3 separate regions of the Homo sapiens genome follow, and regions 1 and 3 are each linked to region 2. Evidence: chromatin contacts called from ENCODE Hi-C or POLR2A ChIA-PET data. All regions are on one chromosome and are shown on one strand. The core of a region is the stretch at or near the end of the contact, and the rest is flanking DNA. Distances in the headings are between cores, read along the strand shown. Region 1 holds the start of AXIN2 (axin 2). Region 2 holds the start of DCAF7 (DDB1 and CUL4 associated factor 7). Region 3 holds the start of TBX4 (T-box transcription factor 4).

Region 1 (2,839 bases), core at 202-2,701, 2.0 Mb after region 2:
CGCGGAGTCTCTGCCTCTCCGCAAAAGGGGCCGGGGCGGCCACGGGCGAGGGGCCCGGGCCGGGAGGAGGGACGCGAGGGACACGGGCGCCCCGGACTTGGGCCGGTCCTGCGCGCAGACTGAGCCTCCGCCAGCGCTGTGGGCCCCTTAGCGCGGACCCGCGGCAGGGAGGGGAAAAGGGGAGGGGGAAGAGAAGTAGGAGGAGAGGATGGGGCGGAGGAGAGGCGGGGGGCGGGGGAGGGCAAGCGGGGGGCGCCGCTACCCTTTCATCCCACCTCCCAAAGGCACTCCCGCGCGCACTCACACGCCGACTCACATCCATAACCGCGACAGCGACGCGACCCCCGGGGGGTATCTGCCCCCTCTCCGCCCCCGCCACTGCCGCCACTCGGATAAGTCTCCTCTCTGGGCCCCCCGCCAACCCGGTCACCGCGCTGGGGAGGGGGCTCCGGCGCAGGGCGCGCAAGGCTGCCCGGCCAAGCCCCCCGGAACGCTGGGCGCCGGGTCCGCCGCTCCCCTCCGCGCCGGCCCCTAGCGCGCCCCGAAATAGCCGGCCTGCCAACTTCAAAGGGCCGCCCCGCACATCAAAGCGCGCGGTCCGCCCGGCCGCCTCGGCCTCGGCACTCACCATTGATCCCCGCGCGCGCTCGGCGGCGAGACCTCGCAGGCGCCCCTGGCAGGGGCCCGGCCCCGGCCCCCGGCTCGGCTCGCGGCGGCAGCCCCGGGCCCCCCCGGGCCGGCCGCGGCGTCGGGGAACATGGGGAGTCGTGCGGCGGGGGAGGGGGTGCGGGAAACAACAATCCCGGGTTCAGAGCGAAAGCCACCGGCCGGGGAGGGGGAACGGCGCGCCCCGCCGCCCCTTTTATGCAAAAGATCCGAGCGGGCCTCCGCCCCCGCCCGGCCCGGCTTTCAACGCAGGTCCTGTTTCCAGCAGTCACTCGGCGCACCAAATGTCCTCCGGGCGCTTCCAACAAAAACTGCGCTGTGGATTTAACTGTGCACTTCAAAGGCGCGAGCCGAGCGCACGGTCCTGAAAGGGAGGTACGCGCCGGCCGCGCCCCGGGCCGCCCCCCGCAGCCCCGCCACCGCTCCGCAGGGCCGCCCCGCCCGCGCCCCCCTCCAGGCCCGGCCTCCGCCTGGCCGGGCCCCCTCCCGCCCCCCGCGCCCACGCCGCGGCTCGGCGCGACCTCGCCCCCTGTAAGAGGGGGGCTTTCTTTGAAGCGGCTCCGCTGGGGCCGAGCTTCCACCCCCACCTTTTACAGCAGGGCCTTCGGCGGGCGCCTCGGCCGCCGGGCGGCCCCGAAATCCATCGCTCTGAGGGGTTATTTTTATTTCCCGGCTCTCGGGCTGTTACTGAGTTGCCAGGACCTTATCAAAGCGCAGCCGGCTCCAGCCGACTCCCCCGGGCCAGGCTCGCGGAGCCAGTGATCCCGCCGCGCCAATCACAGCCGCGCTCGGCCGGCCCGCGCCGCCCGCCTTAAAGGGACAGCGCCCCGCGCCCGCCCCGCCCCGCCCCGGCCCGCCCCCGCCGCACGCTCCGCTCCCGCGTTAACCCTTCCCCGGCCTCTCCTCCGCCCCCTGCCAGCCCCCCGCGGCCCCGAGGGCATTCTCAGCCCGAGTTCTGATTTCTTCTTTTAAGTTCTCCGGCCTCTTTGCTCCCGCCTCCTCCCCCTGCCTGCCCTCGCTCTCCCCGGCTCTGGAATGCAACAGTTTCTGGTAGCATTATGGCCATCGCAAGAACTGCAAGCAAGCAGATTTTTTTTTTTCTATCATCAAACGCTTTTCTACCTCTATTCAAGTTTCCCTGGGAATTTGGGCTTGGAGGACTTTATAAAGGGAGTTCCGGCCCTGGGGTTGGCTGGCCCGCTGTCATAGGGCGGACTCGGGCCCAGCCGCTGGAGGCGTGTGCATGCCTGTGCGCGCTTGTGCACGTGCATCTGAGTTCGGGTAAATATAGGACTGCAGTTGGTGGATGAATTGCGTTTGTGCATGTGTGAAAGTGGGGTGTGAATCCGCCAGTATAGGCCTGAGTGCTAACACCAGTTAGGAGGCATACCTCAGTGCCCTGAAGACCTAGGTCCAGCTTCCTAACCTGCTGGCCATAAGACCCTCGTAGCGGCACACATTGGCCATCTCTCCCAAACAACTGCATACCCGTTACTCTTCCAAAGTCCCCTCTTCTGCCATATGTTACATATTAAACCGATAGGAATATCTTTTTTCCCACTCCAAACGACAAGGCATGCATGCCGTTTTAATGTATCGAAAACTCCTCACCCCATTGTCACCTTTGAATTTCTCCCACATTTGCCCAAAAACGTTTATAAGGCACACACAACCTTCTCTTCTCCGTTAAAATGAGAAAATATGTCACAAACCCAGAGCATTGTGTATTTATTCTGCTGCTGCTATAGAATGATTCCTTATGTTATGAGCGAATAATTAACTTTTCTTCCTTTTAAAAAACAAAGGGCCGGGGACGGTGGCTCATGCCTGTAATCCCAGCATTTTGGGAGGCCCATGCTGGAGGATCATCTGAGGTCAGGAGTTCGAGACCAGCCTGCCTAATATGGCGAAACCCCGTCTCTACTAAAAATACAAAAATCAGCCGGGTGTGGTGGCACGTGCCTGTAGTCCCAGCTACTCGGGAGGCTGAGGCAGGAGAATCGCTTGAACCTAGGAGACGGGGGTGGGGGGGTTGCAGTGAGCCAAGATGGCACCACTGCACGCCAGGCTGGGTGACAAAGCGAGACTCCCTCAAAAAAAAAAAAAAAAAACACACACACACACACACATAAAGGTGTGAACCAAAGAGATCCAAGAAGTGAAAGGCAGAGTC
Region 2 (2,911 bases), core at 298-2,797:
CAGCCCGGGCGACAGAGTGAGACTCCATCTCAAAAATAAAATAAAATTAAAAAAAAAAGAGGATTTCTTGGCCAGATGCGGTGGCTCACGCCTGTAATCCCAACACTTTGGGAGGCCGAGGCTGGAAGATCATTTGAGGTCAGGAGTTCGACACCAGAATGGCCAACATGGTGAAACCCCATCTCTACTAAAAATACAAAAATTAGCTGGCTGTGGTGGTGCACCCCTGTAATCTCAGCTACTCGGGAGGCTGAAGCAGGAGAATCACTTGAACCTGGGAGGTGGAAAAATCATTTATCATTAAAAATTATATTTAGTGCCCAGAATGGTGGCTCAAGCCTGTAATCCCAGTACTTTAGGATGCTGATGTGGGAGGATCGCTTGAGCCCAGGAGTTCGAGATCAGCCTGGGCAACATGGAGAGATCTCATCTCTACAAATAATAATTTAAAAATAGCTAGGTGTGGTGGCAAATGTCTGTGGTTCCAGCTACTCCAGAGGCTAAAGTGGGGGAATCGTTTGAACCTAGGCAGTCCAGGCTACAGTGAGCCCTTATCACACCAGTGCACTCCAGCCTGGGTGACAGGGCAAGACCCTGTCTTTAAAAAAAAAAAAAAAAAGTATTTAATGTTATCATCCAACAATTCAATACAAACCTCCTTCAATTTTGATGAAAGCTGAGAATTGGAAATAATTTATATAAAGGTGTCATTTGGTCTCTGGCCCTTCCCCTTTTCCAACTCACAGGCACAGATACCTTTGGGGCTGGATTAGCATTTGCGTTGGGATCCACGGCGGGAAGGGTACAGGATGGGAACTGACAAAAACAGAGCCAAGCTGGTCGGGTCGGTGCCTACCCCAGAATTCGGGGACATTTCTAGATCCTGCAGGAAAGCGCGGGAGGGCCTGACTCAAGCTGGCCTGGCCCTGAGCGCATCTGCGCGCCCGAAGCCTGTCCCTGAGGCACGGAGAGAGCAGCTTTCGGGTTAAAAGGGCCCTGGGAAGAGATGGGGCGGGAAGGTGGTACCCGTTGGGCGCAGGCCAGGCTGCCAGGCCGCAGGGCTCTGTCCCGCGAAAGTCAGTAGGTCTTCCACTAAGGCAGAATTGTACTTTTACTCGACAGCGTGGAGAGGCCGCTCAGAACAGCAGCAGCGGAGGGGAAGTCAGCGCAGGTCACAGACGGTTTCACTCTCAGAGACTTGGCCTAGAACTTGGAGGCCCGCTGCTACAGCACGCTCGCCTCCAGGCCACCCACGCCCCCACCACCCGCACTGAGCCGTTATCTGCCTGACTGACATCTTGGCCAACCAATGACCTTTGGGGCTGCCAAAGCGCCTGCCTCCGAGAGTTGGGCGGGGCGAGTAGTTGCAATGACAAACATTTAACCCAATAGCGAGGAGATTTCAGACGCTACGGCCGCAATAACCAATGACAAGAAAGAATCCTTTCGAAAGGACGTGTCAGGCAACCAACGGCCGGTGCCGCTGCGGGGGTCCGGCGGCTTCCGTTCCGAGAGGGCGGGGCGGCGTCCCAAAACGGAAGGTGGTTGTCGTCCGTTCCCAAGCTGGTTTGAAACTAGGGGTCGGGCTCGGCCGTCGTCGTTGTTTGTCGCCGCATCCCCGCTTCCGGGTTAGGCCGTTCCTGCCCGCCCCCTCCTCTCCTCCCTTCGGACCCATAGATCTCAGGCTCGGCTCCCCGCCCGCCGCAGCCCACTGTTGACCCGGCCCGTACTGCGGCCCCGTGGCCACCATGTCCCTGCACGGCAAACGGAAGGAGATCTACAAGTATGAAGCGCCCTGGACAGTCTACGCGATGAACTGGAGTGTGCGGCCCGATAAGCGCTTTCGCTTGGCGCTGGGCAGCTTCGTGGAGGAGTACAACAACAAGGTGGGCCGGGCAGGGGCTCGGAACCCAGCTGGCGGGGAGCGGGCCCCGGGAGCGCCCTTTCCGGGCCGGAGCCCAGGCCTCAGAACCCTCTTGCGGACTCGCCCTAGGGCCACGGAGCGGTTCCTCTGTCTGGCCCTGTGCTGAAGGTTTCGTACTCGTTGTCTGTCTCCTTTAATCCAGGCAGCATTCTTGTGTAGTCGGCAGTGTAGTGGGGAAACTGAGGCACGGTTTTGTGACTTGCCTGGGTCAGGCAGCTATTTCGGGGTGGAAACAGGTCTTAAAACCGGGTTTACGCCCCAAAGATACTCCATTTATTCATCCCGTGCTCTCCACTCCTGCCGCATTGCTTTCGTTGGTGGGCGGGGAAGGGAAGAGAGAGTGATAGCTGTGAAGGAAAATGCAGGCGCTTCTATTGGTGGTCGTGCACTCCTGGCCACACTAGATTTCTATTAAGACGATCTATTGTACAAGCTTCCCCGCCCCCTACTCCCACCCCCCCCGGGTACTCATGGATCCTAGCCCTTCTGCCAGAATTACTGTTGCTCTTGCTTCCTGATATCCATTCTCTCTAAAGCAATCTCTTTGGAAATCTTGGCCTGTGGCATGATCCCGCCGTTGTTTCCTGAACACAGAAGGATGACAGGGCCTTATCTCTTGGCTTGTTTCGTGCTAGTACAGTTGTGTGACCTTTAGTAGTAAGTCTTGCTGGACATACATCAATTTGAGAATCCTTTATAGAAGCACGGTGTAGTAGGGGAGCTTTTAAACTGGCATTGCAACAAACTCATTTTTGAAAGTTGAATAAGTCAGTTGGAAGAATTTTCTTTCTTCCTTTTACTCAAAGTTGTGAATGATAGCGATCAGAGCAACTGAAAGCTGTGGCTAGTGATATTTAAAGCCACTACTCCTGCTTTATGCCATGAACATCAGATTTAAGAAGAGTAAAACTGGCCGGGCGCGGTGGCTCACGCCTGTAATCCCAGGACTTTGGGAGGCCGAGGCGGGCGGATTACCTGAGCTCAGGA
Region 3 (2,817 bases), core at 212-2,711, 2.1 Mb before region 2:
CCTTTGAGTGCAGGGTGGTAAAGAAGGCATTGATGCTGGCTTTCCATTTCCTAGCATTAGAACAGGGACAGACCCATCCAGGAAAAGAATTTCCCTGTCCTCTCCCCTTCAAGCTGATTTTGAGGTCAGAATCTGGAAAGGGACAGAGGCTGGTTGAGGACACTGGTGGAGGGAGGGATGCAGCCCATGCTAAGCACTAAGGGACCACTCTGGGGATCCTTATTGATGAGGATTCTGCTGTCTTTGCAGATGGGTGGGCAGGCCTATTTCTGCCCCAGGATTCTGGGCATGTGACAGGCGGGGAGGCTGGGGCACGGGCTGGGGTCCGCATGGGTCCGTCTGCTAGTGGAAAGGCAGCGTCCTGTGGGAGGTACAGACAGAGAGAAACAGAGGTAAGTGGAGACAGAGAGCTCAGAGGCTGGGCAGGGAGGTCTAGGTGCTGAGCGGGACTCCGTTTCTGAGGCGGAAAGAACCGGGTGGCTGGGAGCAGGACGCTCCCCAGTCTCCACTTCCTAGACTAGGGCAGGCATTGGGCTTCCTCTTCAGCTCTCCAGGATCTCAAGGAGCTGCCGCGGAATCCTGGCCCTGGGCCGCAGTTTCCCCAGGAGGCTCTGCCAAGCCTGGCACCTTGCAGCCCGGCCTGGGCTCTGTCAAGGCCCGAGCCGGACTCGGCTCCACTCAGAGGCCGGCCCAGCACTTCCCTGCCGCCGCCGCCCCGCACCCGGCCACCGGGCTTCCTCCCAGTCCTCACCCCTGACCTCCGCGGCCGACTTCGAGGCGCGCCAGGCCGGGTCCAGCGCCCGCGGCCCCCTGGGCCGGGACAAGGAGGGCGGGTGAGCAGAAGGGCCGTGCCCAGGGCCTGGAAGTGCAAGGCCGCGTGGTGGGCATGGTAGGGAAGCGGAGCGTGGGCCTGTGAGGCGCGTGTGCGCCTGCGACCTCGGGACCGGGGCTCCCAAATGAACAGCGCGCACAGCTGGGAGCAGGGCTTGGGGAGCGGGGCTCTGCGGCCGGGGATCCGTAGAAGCCGCTGCCTGGAAGCGGGCGCCGGCAGGGGGTGGCCAGACCCGGTCGTGGAGCGTCCTAGTCTTCGGGCACGGCGGGGCCAGGCGAGCCCTCCTGGTTGTCGAGCCTCGGCTGAGAGCCGGGCTGCTCGCCCTTGCTTCCCGCCTCTCTAATCTAAACCATGCGGGGCTCCCAGCCCCTACCCGGCTCGCGGGGCCCGAGGGCCAAGAGGAGGGCACTGGGCCGCGCGGTGGAGGAGCCGGCGGCTCGCGTGGGGCTCGGGATCTTGGGGACCGCGACGCCGGGGAACCCTGGAGCCCCCCTCCCCGGGGGACAGCGGGCGCAGACTGATTGACAGCGGCGACGTCAGCGCGGAGGGGGGGCGGCCCCAGAGGGAGGGAGGGAGGAGGAGGGAATTGAGGCCCCAAAGTGCAGCCTTGGAGATCAAGGGCCCGCTCCAGAGCCGGGATGTGTCCAGCCCCGAGGGCACGGCAGGCAGCTGGACCCTGACCCAGCGGCGCGGAGTCGGAGCCCCGGCCGTCCCGCGCTCCTCGGACCCGAACCTGCAGGGGACCTCGGGCCGCTGGCGCCTCCGCATGCGGCACCGCAATTAGGGTGAGTGTGGGTTCCAGCCGAGTGGGGACGAGCTGGGCGTGCGGGGCTGGGGCCACAGGGGCTCAGGGTTAGGCTGCGGGGACGGACAGGAGGATGAGCTGGAAAGGGGTGAGTCACGCGACCCGGGGAAGAACTTCAGGGGCGGTCAAAGTTGCAGGAAGGCGGCGCGAAGTGCCTTGGGTCGGGCCGCCGCCTCGGCCCGACACCCAGTAGTTGGGGCACGAGCCCTCCTCTCTGAGTAACGCGATGAATTGGGTCTAGAGATCCAAGAGCATAGAAATATCGACAGCGCCAGCACCCTAAGAACAAGGCCGTGACAGGCGGAGCGGTGGCCTGGAAATTGGTGTTTGCAGAATATGCAAGGCCAAGGAAGAGGGCCCCGGTACTGGAGCGAAAATCCGTGTAGATATGTGAGTGATCAGAACACTAGACTCAGAGCCTTTGATGCAATAGACTAGTCAAAATTAAAGCAAGGAACATTATATATAAATAATGATCGATGATTAAAGATTATTGGAATGTGAACAATTACCAAAGAAAGGGCTAATCGGCATAACTGATATAACACGTGAACTTCCAAATAATACAATCATAGTCACTTTCAGAATCAAGTGAAAATAGTAATCACAATTTTTAAAAGGATTAAAGACAAAGTAATTCTAAATAGAGGAACAATGTAAGGACTGTTTATTAAAACCAATTGCACTAATATAACATATAGTAATAGTGTAACAAATTACCAAACTGTAGGAAACTAGCAAACGAACTGTAGGAGAAAGATGAACAATGAAAATACTATTAAGGGAAATACTATTAGTGGTAGTGATATAATAATATAATGTATTATTGATACTACAGTGAACTATTAAAAGAAATATTAACTAAAATCTTAGGAGCAATAGTAATATAAATAAAGACATATTAACAAGAATTGCTGGAGTAATATGACAATTTATGACCAATGTATTAATAGTCACAAGAACATTATAAATAATGGTTGAGTAATAAGAAGTATTGTACCAATGTGATGAAAAATAATCAGAGTATTAAGAGCTACAACAATATTACAAAGTATGACAAAATAACAAGAAGTAATGATGTGATGAGTAACTAGCGAGTTCAGATCTGTAACATTACAAATAATGACAAAGTAACAAGATACTGTCGGGGTGTGTTGAAGAATAATACCTGGAGTGTTAT

What was found. A loop is a pair of places that touch in the nucleus more often than their neighbours do. ChIA-PET counts read pairs that join two places held with the same protein, here RNA polymerase II (POLR2A). Pooled maps may share reads with other maps.
Region 1: a map of CD8-positive, alpha-beta T cell shows a loop between it and region 2 (26-fold over the local background). The contact joins the promoter of AXIN2 here to the promoter of DCAF7 in region 2. A Hi-C loop is called at or near these places in 2 of 168 maps with a recorded cell type or tissue (CD4-positive, alpha-beta T cell and CD8-positive, alpha-beta T cell) and 5 of 50 pooled maps.
Region 3: a loop to region 2 is called in a map of breast epithelium, with 34 times the contacts of the local background. The contact joins the promoter of TBX4 here to the promoter of DCAF7 in region 2. A Hi-C loop is called at or near these places in 1 of 168 maps with a recorded cell type or tissue (breast epithelium). POLR2A ChIA-PET finds 5 or more read pairs at or near these places in 2 of 52 experiments (HEK293 and OCI-LY7).

What each region holds. Positions count from the first base shown.
Region 1 is chr17:65,560,197-65,563,035 of GRCh38, forward strand. It overlaps AXIN2 (axin 2), which reads right to left and starts at 1,452. Exons shown (of 11, transcript NM_004655.4): 1 at 1,254-1,452. RefSeq lists a silencer at 1,466-1,615.
Region 2 is chr17:63,548,930-63,551,840 of GRCh38, forward strand. DCAF7 (DDB1 and CUL4 associated factor 7) reads left to right here and starts at 1,548. Exons shown (of 7, transcript NM_005828.5): 1 at 1,548-1,886. The coding sequence starts at 1,749. It also overlaps a transcript of KCNH6 not described here. RefSeq lists enhancers at 478-1,462, 762-1,151, 1,592-1,671 and silencers at 1,822-1,871, 1,892-2,041.
Region 3 is chr17:61,450,961-61,453,777 of GRCh38, forward strand. It overlaps TBX4 (T-box transcription factor 4), which reads left to right and starts at 1,462. Exons shown (of 9, transcript NM_001321120.2): 1 at 1,462-1,617. LOC124904042 (a long non-coding RNA gene) reads right to left here. Exons shown (of 2, transcript XR_007065872.1): 2 at 2,282-2,817. RefSeq lists an enhancer at 1,432-2,273.